Linked DNA regions of Mus musculus: region 1 is linked to region 2. The links are chromatin loops, found by intact Hi-C in ENCODE. Cell type or tissue: left cerebral cortex. All regions are shown on one strand. Links, peaks and the distances in the headings refer to the core of each region. The heading gives the core; the rest is flanking DNA.

Evidence for each region. Peaks named below come from ENCODE experiments on the same cell type or tissue, not always from the same donor. Only the 100,000 strongest peaks of a DNase experiment are listed, where the experiment ranks them.
Region 1: it touches region 2 in a loop (2.8-fold over the local background); 2 of 42 quality-filtered maps call a loop at or near these places.

Annotation. Positions count from the first base shown.
Region 1 is chr1:87,772,892-87,777,891 of GRCm38, reverse strand. Atg16l1 (autophagy related 16-like 1 (S. cerevisiae)) reads right to left here. Exons shown (of 18, transcript NM_029846.4): 7 at 3,661-3,747; 8 at 3,023-3,079; 9 at 2,033-2,135. It also overlaps Gm25395. Among named protein-coding and RNA genes, the nearest start is that of Atg16l1, 19 kb to the right of the region's middle. In left cerebral cortex, for the core only: no CTCF peak of the experiment used is centred there; no DNase peak of the experiment used is centred there.
Region 2 is chr1:87,978,000-87,985,839 of GRCm38, reverse strand. It overlaps Usp40 (ubiquitin specific peptidase 40), which reads left to right. Exons shown (of 32, transcript NM_001198573.1): 12 at 2,005-2,086; 13 at 3,660-3,831; 14 at 4,785-4,869; 15 at 5,755-5,825; 16 at 7,207-7,529. Among named protein-coding and RNA genes, the nearest start is that of Usp40, 27 kb to the left of the region's middle. In left cerebral cortex, for the core only: no CTCF peak of the experiment used is centred there; a DNase peak (open chromatin) is centred at 3,335.

The DNA of each region.
Region 1 (5,000 bases), core at 1-5,000, 210 kb after region 2:
CTAAAGTTTTCCTTGGCCAGTACTAATACTGTGAGTCTGTGTAGCTCATTCCGGAAATGTGGCACTAGAATGTACTAAAATTATGATGTTCAACAAGTGTTTAACTTCCTGTAGCTTCATTTTGCTTATCAGAAAAAAAATTTATAATCTATATTGTACTTGAAAAAAAATCAATAAAAGTGCTATTTTAGGAGAATTATACGTTCTTCATGTGAAATATCTTTTTTTTTTTTTTGAGATAGGTTGGAAATTGATTTCTAGGTCAAGCTGACCCTTAAACTCATATTCTCTTGTCTCTGCTTCCTGAGTGTTGGGATTAAAAGCTTGTGTCACTGTGCCCAGCCCTTTCACAGGGGCATTTCTAAGATTAGCACGAATGAACACCCACATTCAGAATGAGACCAGGTAAAAGCATCCCATGTGACGGGAAGAAAGAGATGGTACCACTATATTCCCCAACACAAAAGTGGATATGGAACTACTTGCAAAGCTGATGTCTACGTTTTGCTCCAAGTACAGCAAAGCCCAGGGAGGCAGCACCTCTCTAACCGACTGGGACATATTAATGCTTTGGTGATGTGACTGTCCACTTTCCTGCTCATGTCCAACTGCTGGAAATCTGGTAGCTGACCTGACTTTTTCACCTCATGCAGCTCTCCTTTGTAAGAATATTCTGTCCTGAGGTCTCAGATTGAAAACTTGAGATCATGCACTGTCACACCCATCCGCCACTCATCAAGACTCCTGCATCACAGGTTCTGTTGGATAGCAGTCAGCTGTGAACCGTTCACTCTCGGGAACACACACTGGCAGAATCCTAAATTATCAGCTGCCCCATTATCCCATGCACATAACTTCAATGTGCTAGGAAAAAAATGGGCTGCTGGGAGTCGAGGGCAAGGAAGGGGCTGTGACATTCAGTGCAATCAGACCTTTTACCAATCATCACTGACCTCAGTAAGGTATGGCTCTGCTCTACCCAACTCCTCCTCCACAGCAGGAGTCAGTCAGCCTCAGTCAGCTCACCACAACGACTGACTACCAATGAAGCTTTGCAATGTCCTAAACCAAAAGTTCTAGTGCCCAGGAGCCGTTCCACTAACTGAAAGCAGGCTCGAGCTGCATGTCTCCCTCACCTAAGCCTGCCTTAACCAACTCCAGGCACAGCAAGTAACGATGCCTCTCTGCTTCTCCACTGTTTTCAAGGCTTTGAGCAAGGCAGACCATTTTCTCAGGTTAGACCAATTTCTGTTCTAAACCCCAACTGGGAACAAGGGTAACTGTCACTGCCAGAACCCACCTGAGATTCCCAGGTACTACATTTAATGTTTTCTGTACAATGCTGTGTCCTGGTTCCAATCACAGGCTCTTAGTGGTTGGAAGTCATCCAGATACAGTTTGATTTATAAAACCAACACCTGCTCTGGTGGATGTCATTATTTTTAATTTTTTTGTGTATGTAAGAGTATTTTGTATGTACGAATGTTTGTGCACTATGTGTATGCCTGGTGCTCATGAGGCCAGAAGAGTATGTCGGATCCCCTGGAACCAAACTTACAGACAGTAGTAAGCTGCCATGTTGTGCTGAAAATCAAACTCAGGTCTTCTGGAAGAGCAGCTAGTTCTCTTAACCATTGAGTCTTCTCTCTAGCTCCCCACTTTTAACATGAACTATTTCTCTAGTGCCTCTGAAAGACATAAACCTCCATCAGGAACTTCACTTTAAACTGCAGCTAACTGGTAAAAACAACTGTACAAATCACATGGTTTCTTCTCCATCCCTAGTTCTCTCTTGCCCCGCTGCTCAAATCACCAATCCTCTTAGCCACTTGCCTGCTCCAGAGGATGTCCCTAACAAACTCTGTGTGCTGAAACTAAGCACAACATACCTTAATTCCCCACAGGTCACAAAGCCAGCAGGTCTAAATAAGTCAGCAATGGAAAGCCTAGATGTAGCTCTCAAAGGACCAGTTAGTTCCAGATCCTGCTACCATCCCAGACTCAGAGGGGACTGAGTACAAAGCATACTTACGAAGACATACGAGGCAGTAGTTGGGACTCTCACATCTTTACCAGAAGCAGGATGAGTGTCCATGATATCCTGGGGGACTGGGATGGAAGAGACAGAGCGTCTCCTAAGGAATAACACAAAGGCAGACATTATACAAAACTGCACAGGATCAGTATCCATGAGATTGCCAGAAAAGCCTCAATGATGACCTCGTTTAAGCAGTGTGCCCGTGCTAATAGCTGTTGTCTTTCTAGACCCTCCAAAATTCAGGGTTCATACCATCTCACTCAAATGACAAGAAAGAGTTAGCCATACCTTACTTCTTGTTTGCTAACTCATGGGCTCCAAAACCCAGCACTGAAGCAGTCTCAAATGAAAGCTGCTTCCCTGTCAGTCAACTGTGGGAAAACCGTCTCGACCTAACACACTAGCTAGCTTAGAGGCGAACTCCTGGCACTTTGAAATACTGTTTTACGCTTACGATTTCCATGCCTATTTACAACCACCCTCAGTTTTTACACTGTGGTCAAGGCAAAGTCAAAGGCATGCTAAGAGAAGAGCATCAAGAGCGCAATGACTGCATGGAGCCCAACCTGACTGCCCAGCTCCAGGGCTCCAGCATTCATTCCTAGGAGCATGCAAAGCATCCTGGTTAGCATGTGGACATCGATGATTGCGGGCAGCACAGCGTGATCAGCACGATTATCAATAACCCACACTCACATGCTGGGCTGAGAGGGTAATATTTTCACCTGGCAGCATCAGAAGAATGATGTCCCAAAAGGGGAGATTCGGACAGACTAAAGGGAAAGGCCATAGATCAGCTCGCAGCAAGATAAAAAGAAAGGAAGTTGCAGAAAGAGGAAGAAGCTAAACGACAAGCTGAATTAAGGCATCCTTGTTCTTGGAACCACTGAAATTCTGGTGTACATTAAAAATAATACATCACATACATATGCTTAGGAATATTTACACATTTTCAAAAGGAAAGGTGAAGGTCTTCTAACCTACCCAAAGATATTAGTGATAGAATCCAGAAGGCCTCCAGCAGGCTGCGAGAGTCGCTTACTAAAGAGGAGGGGAGGATAGGTTTAAACCTTAGAAACATTTTGCCCCAAATCAAAACAGCCCCTAAAAATAAGTACCTGGGAATACACTTTCCATTCCCAAATCCCAGCCAAGACAAACTCAACACAGCATTTGAACCACCAGGAAATAGTAAGGAGGGAGAAGGAAAACCCAGCCTACTGTCTTAAAGAAACAAAAGGCTCTCAGGATTAACCTGATCTTCCTGCAAATGACAAGGAATCTGTCTAACATACCTAAACACTTCTGGGTACTCATGGTAAATCCAATGCATTCTTTCAGCTCTACTTTAACAAGACCCTAAGTATCTGTCCTTGTGTCCTAGGCTCTCATCACTATGTATAATAAAGTTTAACGGTTCACTCATCTCTCAGAAGGCCATTGTACCTGTTTGTGTTAGAAATGTTAGGCCACTGGTACCCTGTCTCCCTTCCACTCTCCTCTCTGTGGGGTGGACAGGGCGTGGGGGCTCTGGGTACATATGACTAGGTTCTCATGTCCACAAATGAGCAGTCACAGTGATGCTGGCGCTTGCCTTTCGCCCACCCAGCCAGTCCACTCACGTAGCTGCTCTGCTGACAGCTCGGACGGGAGAGGTCTCTTCTGTGTGGTCTGAGGTCTCATCCACAATGACTTCAATGTCATCATCCCTGGAAAGAAATGAAAGAGCATCTGTCATTGTGCCAAACAGGAGGTGTGCAAAGGCCAGTACCACATTCTATTGATGGATTCTCTCTGGAGACTTGGTTGCAAAGTGATGGTGAAGAAGAAAAGGGAACTCCACGATGTGAGAAACTAACGGTTGTACCTACTCAAAACCAACAGTGCCAAATGAGAATAAAGAATTTCCCAAAGCAAAACCTAAACGTGTGTGCTTCTGATGGCTAGAGTCTGCACACTTCCTGTGATACCCATGCTCCTTTATCCCAGCGGATGCCAGGCACCTCTGGAATTCCTCTCCCTACATATTCTTGTAGGTCAATTCTTTCCTGATGGTATGGGAGGCAAGCAATTATTTTGATATTAATGATCACTTGTGTTGCAATCTTCATGAGCAAAATAGCTTAATAAATTAAGAGATCACCACCACTTCCTGTTTGGAGGCTTAGGAATGTGAAGGCTAGATTTGTTTTTCCTTTCAGTGACTGTCTGGATAATGAGCATATATACTTAAGAACCTGTTACACCAAGGCCAAGTAAATTGATTTTTCCCTTATTTACTCTAGGATTACACAGAACTGCCTCACACTCTTGGCTGGGGTAGAGAAGAGAATAAAGAACATGGCTGTGCCTGGTTTCCTACTTGGCTGGCTTTCCTAGACCTAGAGTTTGAGAGTCAAAGGAGAAAGACGGCAAGAGGAGCTGAGTCTACAGTCATGCTCTGATGGGGTTTCAACACCCCAGAAAATACCAGGACCTGCCAAGTCATCACCTCTAGCCCAAAACGTGCATGTTTCCAACCCACACTGGCACAGCCCTGAGGAGCACACAGACTAGGGAAGCCTCTTTAGCAGGCCCTCCCAGATTTGCATTTCAGCACAAGCTCTCTATGTGGAGTCCTGGGCAGGATGCTGGATCCTTTTCATCTAGTCACCTGGTTACATTGGCAAACAAGAGGCAAGACATGACACTACCTTTTTTTCTTGTTTTTCTTTTTAAAGTAACCAAATCTCATTTTTAGGCAACCTGTGGGAAGCCACATGTGCCGTTGCAGAGTGGCACTGACTACTGCTGGCCACCACGCATAAGTTTGGACAAACAACCAATGTGTACATATGCAGTAAAGTTTTTTGCAAAGACACTGCCTGGCCCGGGCATGATAATGAGGTTCTGTAAGGTACTGAGAGTATAACCAATCAGATGTGAGACATGCAAATGAGGTATGATAATGAGGTTCTGTAAG
Region 2 (7,840 bases), core at 1,096-6,095:
TGCTGCCTGAAGTTCTGTCTTTTGAAGAGATGGTTTTACCTGGGTACTTTTACATATTTTAAAACTAAAACAAGTATATTGTGCCAAATGAAATCAGCTTGTCATTTAAGTTTTCCTTACTTGATGTATTTCTTTATTTCAGCAGGAAATCATACCTTATTTTTCAGTTTGTCATTTTATGAGGAGATGTCTGACATTTTTCTTCACTTTCTCATTGTTACATTTTCCTAATTGAACTTTCTTGGATGCTGTACGTTGTTGTTGCTGCATAGGAAAATGTAACTATGAGCAAGCAAAGAAAGGTGTCACACAAGACCACAACGCATCATAATGCTACTCCCTGGTGACCAAGTATTCAAATCTATTTTTATTCAAACCACTATAATAGCTAACAGAAAAAAAGGTTGATTAGGGGCTGGAGAAATGGCACAATGATTAAGATCACTAGCTGTTTTTTACAGAATTTGGGTTCAATTCCCAGTATCCATATAATGGCTGCCAACTGTCTGTAACTCCAGCTCCAGGGAATCTAACAGGCTCTTCAGACCTCCAAATGCACCAGATACACAGATTGTACAGAGAAATACATGCAGGAAAAAAAAAAAACAAAAACAAAACCTATATACATTAAGTAAATAATTCTTTTCAAAAGAAAGAAAACATTAGACTAATTATTTTACTTAAGTGCACTACTATGCAGTCACAAATTTTAGCCTATAGAAATATGAAGTGAAAAATCACTGCTAGTTTGCTGACTACAATCTCAGTTTTTACAAAAAGATTGATGTCTTGGGAGTGAGATTACAGATAGTACCCTAATATACTTCGAAAATAACTTTCAAACTAGTCATAGTGACTCATTTATATATATATATCCAGCATTTGGGAGGCTGAGGCAAGAAGATTGTAGTGAGTTCAAGACCAACCCAAGACACATAGTCAGGTTCAGGCCAGCCCAGACTATAGCAAGACCCTGTCTCAAAAAATCTAAATGAGTAAATGTAATTTCTAAAATTTAAAACAATTTATTATTTTAAGTGTATGAATGTTTGCCTCTATGTGCCATATGTGTGCCTGGTGCCCTGAGAGGTCAAAGCAGGGCATTGAATCCCCTAGAACTTGAGCTACAGTGGGTCGTTGGCCACCATGTGGGTGTCGAAAACCAAACCTGGGGCCCGTGGAAGAGCAGTCAATGAAAAGCAGCGTTCTTCCTTTCTCCCTTTTTTAAAAATTTAATTTAATTTTTTTTTTTACTTACTCACTTTATATCCCCATCACTGCCCCCTCCCAGTCACCTGCCCTCCAACAAACCTTCCCCTGCCCCCCTTTCTCTGAGCGGATGCCCCCCCCCCCCCCCCATATCTCCCCACCCTGGCACTTGAAGTTTCCACAAGGCTAGTAGCAGCTGAGTCACCTTCAGACCTAATTTCTGAATTTTTACAGTAACTAACAGTTAAAATTATAATCAGCACAAAACTAGTAGGTATGCTTAAAGAAAATTGAAGCAATGAGATTCTTCTAGATCAGCTTTTAAAATATATATATATATTCTTCAATTGTTCATCTAGGAAAACTAAGATCAAGAGAAAACTTTGTTTTCCCTTAGGTAGTCAATGTTAATGCTCCTGGATCCAGCATGAGTGTGTACCTCCATACATTTATGTCCATTATGTGCATGCAGGGGTCTGAGGCTTCAGATCCCCTGGAACTGGAATCACAGGCAGTTGTGAGCTGCCTGATGTCCTAGGAACCAAACTCCAGTCCTTTGCAAAAGTATCAAGCACACTTAACCTCTGAGCTATCTCTGCAGCCACTCATCTTTGAGAGAATGTCTTCTAGGATAGCCCCGGCTGGCCTCAAACTCAAGATCCTCTGCCTTGGCCTTCCCAGTGCTAGGGTTGCAGATGTGTATTACCACACCTGAGTTCAGGTTTTTAATCCTGCCTCCTTAGCAAATACAATTTTGTTTGGTCAAAACAAATTAATGGACAGTTTTGTTCACAGCTCGAGCCAATCCAAGATACAGAGTTCCATGTCACTTGCTGAAGGAAATGGATGCAGCCAACATTCTACTGCAGATGAGAAGGTAGTTTGAGTTACATTTGGTGCTTAGATAGTATTTCTGGAAAATACTGATCAATTTGGGTCATAAGCATTCAATATAAAAGTTTACCAAAATATGTATACCTATTAACTAGTTATAGTAAAGACATCATTTATCCATATGTAAGAGTGAATGATAACATCTGGTAACCATGCTAAGTAAGGATCAGAGCCTAGGACGCCTAGAGGAATTGGAAGCATGCTATGTGAGTTGTGCTCTGGCCTAGCCAAATGATTCCCTTGAGTTTACAGAGAACTAGCCAATATAACTGCCCCCCAGTTTTAAGTAGTTGTAAGAACTGGCATATAGTGACAGAAGACTAGAGGTGGGTTGATTCTAAAGGGGCTTAGTGTCAGTCAGGGGAAAGGGAGCTATAATGGCTGGGCTGGAGTGGTGGCCCAGTGGGTAGAATACTGGCTGCTTTTCCAGGGGACCCAGGTTTAGATCCCAGCACTCACATCCCAGTTCACAACTGTCTATAACTCTATAGTTCTAGGGGATTATATGTTCTCTTATGGCCTCTGCAGATACTGCACACACATGATAAATAAATAAATATAGGCAAAATGCCCAAAATAAAAACAAAGGTTTAAAAAAACCTGAGGGCATAACTTAAGAACATGGCTAACCTTAAGCTCTGGAGACCATTCTGTTGCTGTGTTTGCTCATCAGTAGTATCAGCAGAGTGTTGGGAATAGGGTCAGATAACATAGCAAGCTATGTTCAGAAATTTTATCATGGACTTGAAACTGGGAGTGAAAATAGTAGATGCAGTGTATGACACACCATGATCAATGGAACTCTCAGTGAAAACTAAACCATTGAAACATGCTAAATGCAGAAAAGAGCCTGCATGAGTGACCTAGGCTAGCAGTTGCAACTTAAGAATTAAAAACAAAACAGCAAAAGCTAAAACTAAAGCCCTTAATGTAATCATGGAAAATCTAACGTTCCTGTCGATGAGCATAGAATTCATCTGAAGTACTTAGTCTCAGCGACTGCCTCGTTCCAGCCTAAGCTTGTTCTGCCTAAGGGGACAAGATTGCTACCAGGCTTTGAGTTAACTGAGAGGAGCGGAGATCAGCCTGTCACTTAGGATTTCAGCCTGGAAAACAAACACTGGGAAAGATCTTAACAATCTGGAAAGACCACAGGAGCCTCGTGGACATCAGGATGGTGTTTGGAATCCACCTCTGAATATGTGGGCAGACATCCAGAATTCTTCTATAGCTAGAGACAGTCAATGTATGCAGTGTCCATGGAAACAACTTTCTCTTAGAATTCATGGCACAGGTCTCGCTGAATGTGTGCTGTATTGAAAAGCCAAAGTAAATCATTTGGGCAGGCAGAAGAAAAAGATGTTACTGAGGTAGAGTGGAGAACTTACACGCATGATAAGGTGAATGGTTTTGTTTGTTTGTTTGTTTGGGGTTTTGTTGTAGTTTTTTAACTTTAAGAACTCATATTTATTGAGTTAACAGATTCGAAAGTTTTTGGTTTGAGATAAAGAGTATTAAAAAAACAGTGTATGTGTGTTTTGTTTATGTCTCTAAAGGGCAGAATGTGACTCTGCAAACAGTACTTTTGAGTTGCATCTTCATTTGGGTCCTCACTACCGTTTCTTCAATGGGGCTCTTCACCCTGCAGTCTCTGAGACAGAAAGCGTGTGGGACTTAACGTTTGATAAAAGAAAAACTTTAGGAGATCTCCGTCAGTCAATATTTCAGGTAATTTAACAGAAACGTGTAATCTATGCTTCAGTAGCAGGTGCTCTAGAATCCTGTATGTCTGAACTTCTGCAGTAAAGGTCATTTCTGAGTCAGTTCTGGCAGAGCTAAGCTCAGTAGCCTGGTGCTCTGAGCTGTGGAGGGCATTCCAAATGGAAAAGGCTTGATTTGTTTCTTATGTCTTATGCATTACTGGCTATGCTGGCTATCTAGTATTTCAATTATGCATCTCTGCAAACTGTCAACTTAGACACAAGCCACTGTTGAAGAACCAGGAGATTGACACAGTAAATGAATCTTATAAATGTATTGTAAAGACAAATTATCTTGTCTTCTTAAGAGAAATATCTTATAATGTTATAAAAAAGACTAGAGTAAAAATAATGTTCTGATACTATTTCAGTGAGGTTTCTGCCAGTAGCCAGGCTCAGATTTAAAAGCTTAACAAACCTCCATCTATCTAGTACATAACTGACAATGCTTATGAGAGGGTGCGGGGAGGGGTGGGAGGTGAGGGTGGGAGAGGAGATAAAACTCGGCCTCATACAAACTAGGCAAAATACTGTACCACAGAGCTATACCCCAGCCCAAAATGTTACCTTTTAAGTTAGAGTAGGGGGTTTTCCTTTCTGTAGTCCCTGGAGCCATGTTGTTTTCTGAGTAAAGCTGGGTCAGAAATTCCTGGGCCAGATTGCATTCCAAGAAAGTCCATCCTTACATAAACTGAGTAAGATTGTTTAGATGGCTACTGGGCTTAGGCACCCAAATTCTTCAGTCAACAATGGATGCAGTCAACATCTTTGGGCTTGAGTAATTCATCAAATGAATTGTTTATTTCTAAAATGCTGGTGTTGCTTAGGAATGGGAGTGTTCATTTGCTACTCTTACTGAGTCCAAGGGTGTGCTGTTCATATGTTATGGCTCATTGTTTTCTCACTCTACACGTTCTTTAGCTATTGGAATGTTGGGAAGGAGACATGGTTCTTAGTGTTGCGAAGCGTGTGCCAGCAGGACTTCATGTGTACCACACCCTCGATGGTAAGATCAATACAGAACACAGCAACTCATTCTGCGTTTATCTTGGGGAGCTTGACAGTCCTCCTCTGCCTCCTACCTATTTCTTTTTTAATTACATTTATCTTGGGGGGGCAGTATATACATGCACAATGCATGTGTATCCTCATGGAAGCACAGGAGCCTTGGGGGACAACTTACACAAGTGGATTCTTTGCTTCCACCATATGGGTTCCAGGATGGAACTCAGGTCATCAGACTGTGAAGCAAGTGTCTTCCCACTGAGCCACCTGGCAGCCTTCTATCTCAGCAGTCTATCCAATGTATATGTAAACTCTTCTCAATATGGCATGTTTTACTTTTTTTTAAACTAAGACTACCATCCTACCAAAACTTTAAAATGCTTTAGGTATATAGCTATAGATATACACACAGAGTCACAAATGACTGAGCAAAATGCTTTAAAACCATTAAAATCTTATTTATGTGGCTTTGCCCACTCAATCTCAGATTTTGTAGCAGATAAAGACAAGTCTTTTGAGAGTTTAAAGGCATTTACTTCTCTGAAATAACAAACCAGTATAAGAATGGTAGTGTTACAACACACATCTATTTGTGACAGCTGACACCGGCAGCAGTTTGGTGGTGATCTGGGCCATTTGGAGTCTATGGGTAATCTCAGGTGATTTGGGCTTGACTGTTGACCTCTATGTACCTTCCTGTCTTGCTGCTGTGCTCACAAAACTGTATAATGGTCCAGATTTAATAGTATAACTAATAAAATAATTACTGCTTTTTTATGATTTTTCTTAATAAGTGCCTTTTCAAAAACATTGAAGAGTCATGGCTCTCTATAGCTTAGCTATATTTGTGGTCATGGGGAATGAACTGAGTATCTCATCTTTCTAGGAGATGACTTGACACTGTGTGAAGCTGAGGTTGCTGATGGGGAAGACATCTTTGTATGGAATGGGGTAGAGGTAAGAAAAATGGCTGAAGCAATATTGATGGTAATTTAGGATGTTTTACAACTCTGTTGCAGGGCTGGGAATGTTGCCCAGTTGGTAGACTGCTTGCCTAACATACATGAAGCCTTGGGCCTAGTGCAGTTCCCAGCCCTGCATAAAACTAAGTATGATGGTAGCACACACTTACAATCTCAGTACTCGGGAAGTAGAGACAGAAGATCAAAATTCAGGGTCATCCTCTGCTATAATAAGTTCAAGGCCAACCTGGGCAGCATGAAACCATGTCTCATTACAAAAAAAAACCCAAAAAACATTGTAATGAAATTTTATTTGGCATTCAGTTAGCCATCAGAAAATTCCTGAAATGAACTGGGTATGGTGGTGCACATGTATTCCAAGGCGCCTGAGATAGAACTACTCAAGTTGAAGGGCAACTTGGACCACATAGTGAGTTCCAGGCTAGCCCTAAGATACGTAGTAAAGCTCTGTCTCAGAAATTGAAAGGAGGTGTAAGGAGAGAAAGGGAAGGAAAAGAAGAGGGGAAAGGGAAAAGGAAGGAAGGAAACTTTGGACTGCTCAGTACTTTTGAGGTCAGTGGTACTTACTAGCTAGATTAAAGAAATATGTGGATGGCAGAGGAGATTGTGCCAGAGGTAAAGTGCGCGAGGATCTGGGTTAGAAGCCCTGAACCTTTGTAAAAAGCCAGGATGGTGCATGCTCTTGTAATCCCAGCACTGGGGAGGCAGAGATAACATAATTAACTGGGGCTAATAGCCAGCCAGCTTAGCCTACTTGGTGAGTTCTAGGTTAATAAAAAAAAGTTGGGACAACCAAGATCTTGGCTGCACACATATATACATGTGTGTGTTCGTGCACACCTGTATGCACAAATGCACATGCTCAAAAGTAATGAAGCACCTCCATTTTACCAAACTGTATGTCCCATGCTTGATGCAGAATAAGCTAGTCATCCATGGCCTCCTTATGTAAGTAGCTGCACCCTAGGCTTTAGTGTGTGTGACAGCTGCAGGGATATAGAAGAGTGTAGCCAGGGCTGCTAAAGCAGGAGTGACAGGAGTGGATGCTGTCTCAGGAGGGATGAGCATCTCAGATGCCCTGTGACCTGTCCTTGGTCCTCTGGATTTCCAAGGGCACATTGCCACCATTTGGCAACTCATACTTTAAAGTCAGAAAAGGTGAATAAGAGAAATTTTCAAAATAAAATTCAAAGTTGTTCTTTTAATACTTAAAAAGGCGGTGTGAAAAAACTATTCACTTGAAAAAAATATGGGTTGTGCTACAAGAATAGGTTTTTCTGTGAAAGAATAATTTTTATTTTACTTTAATTTGGTAAACGTATGCTTCACTAGTGGTTGTATTGATGTTGTTGCAGGTTGGTGGAGTCCAAATTCAGACTGGTTTTGATTGTGAACCTCTGCTGTTAAACATTCTTCATCTAGAACTAAGTGGTGAAGGCTCAAAATGTGAGCAGTTGGTGGAGTCACCACATGTCTTTCCTGCTAATGCAGAAGTGGGCGCTGTGTTCACAGCCTTGGGCACCCCAGCAGGTGCCATCCTCATGAACAGTGTGGAGTCTGCAGATGGAGAGTGCTGGACTGCTGTTCCCAAAGAAGACATGAAGAAGACGTTCAGAGAACAAGGTCTCAGAAATGGAAGCTTAATTTTGGTTCAAGATTCAGACAGTGATAATAACAGGTAACTCATTGAAGAGAGAAATAAGGGAACATATTGTTGTTTATTCTTTTAAAAATAGTTTATGTGTGTGTATATGCACCTTTACCTGCTTCATCATCTCCTGTTGTTCAGTTTTGGGCTAAGATCTTGTGTGATCCAGACTGGCCTCAGCCTCTATTTAGCTGAGGCTGGCCCTAACTCCTAATCCACATCAGAAGTGCTTGTTGTGTCAGGCTTAGCTCTTAAGTGTACAGAGGAATGTTTGGGTTGTATAACTTAGAGAAAAAAAACTGTTATAAATATGTCCTTGACTTGTAGATACAGTCTCAATT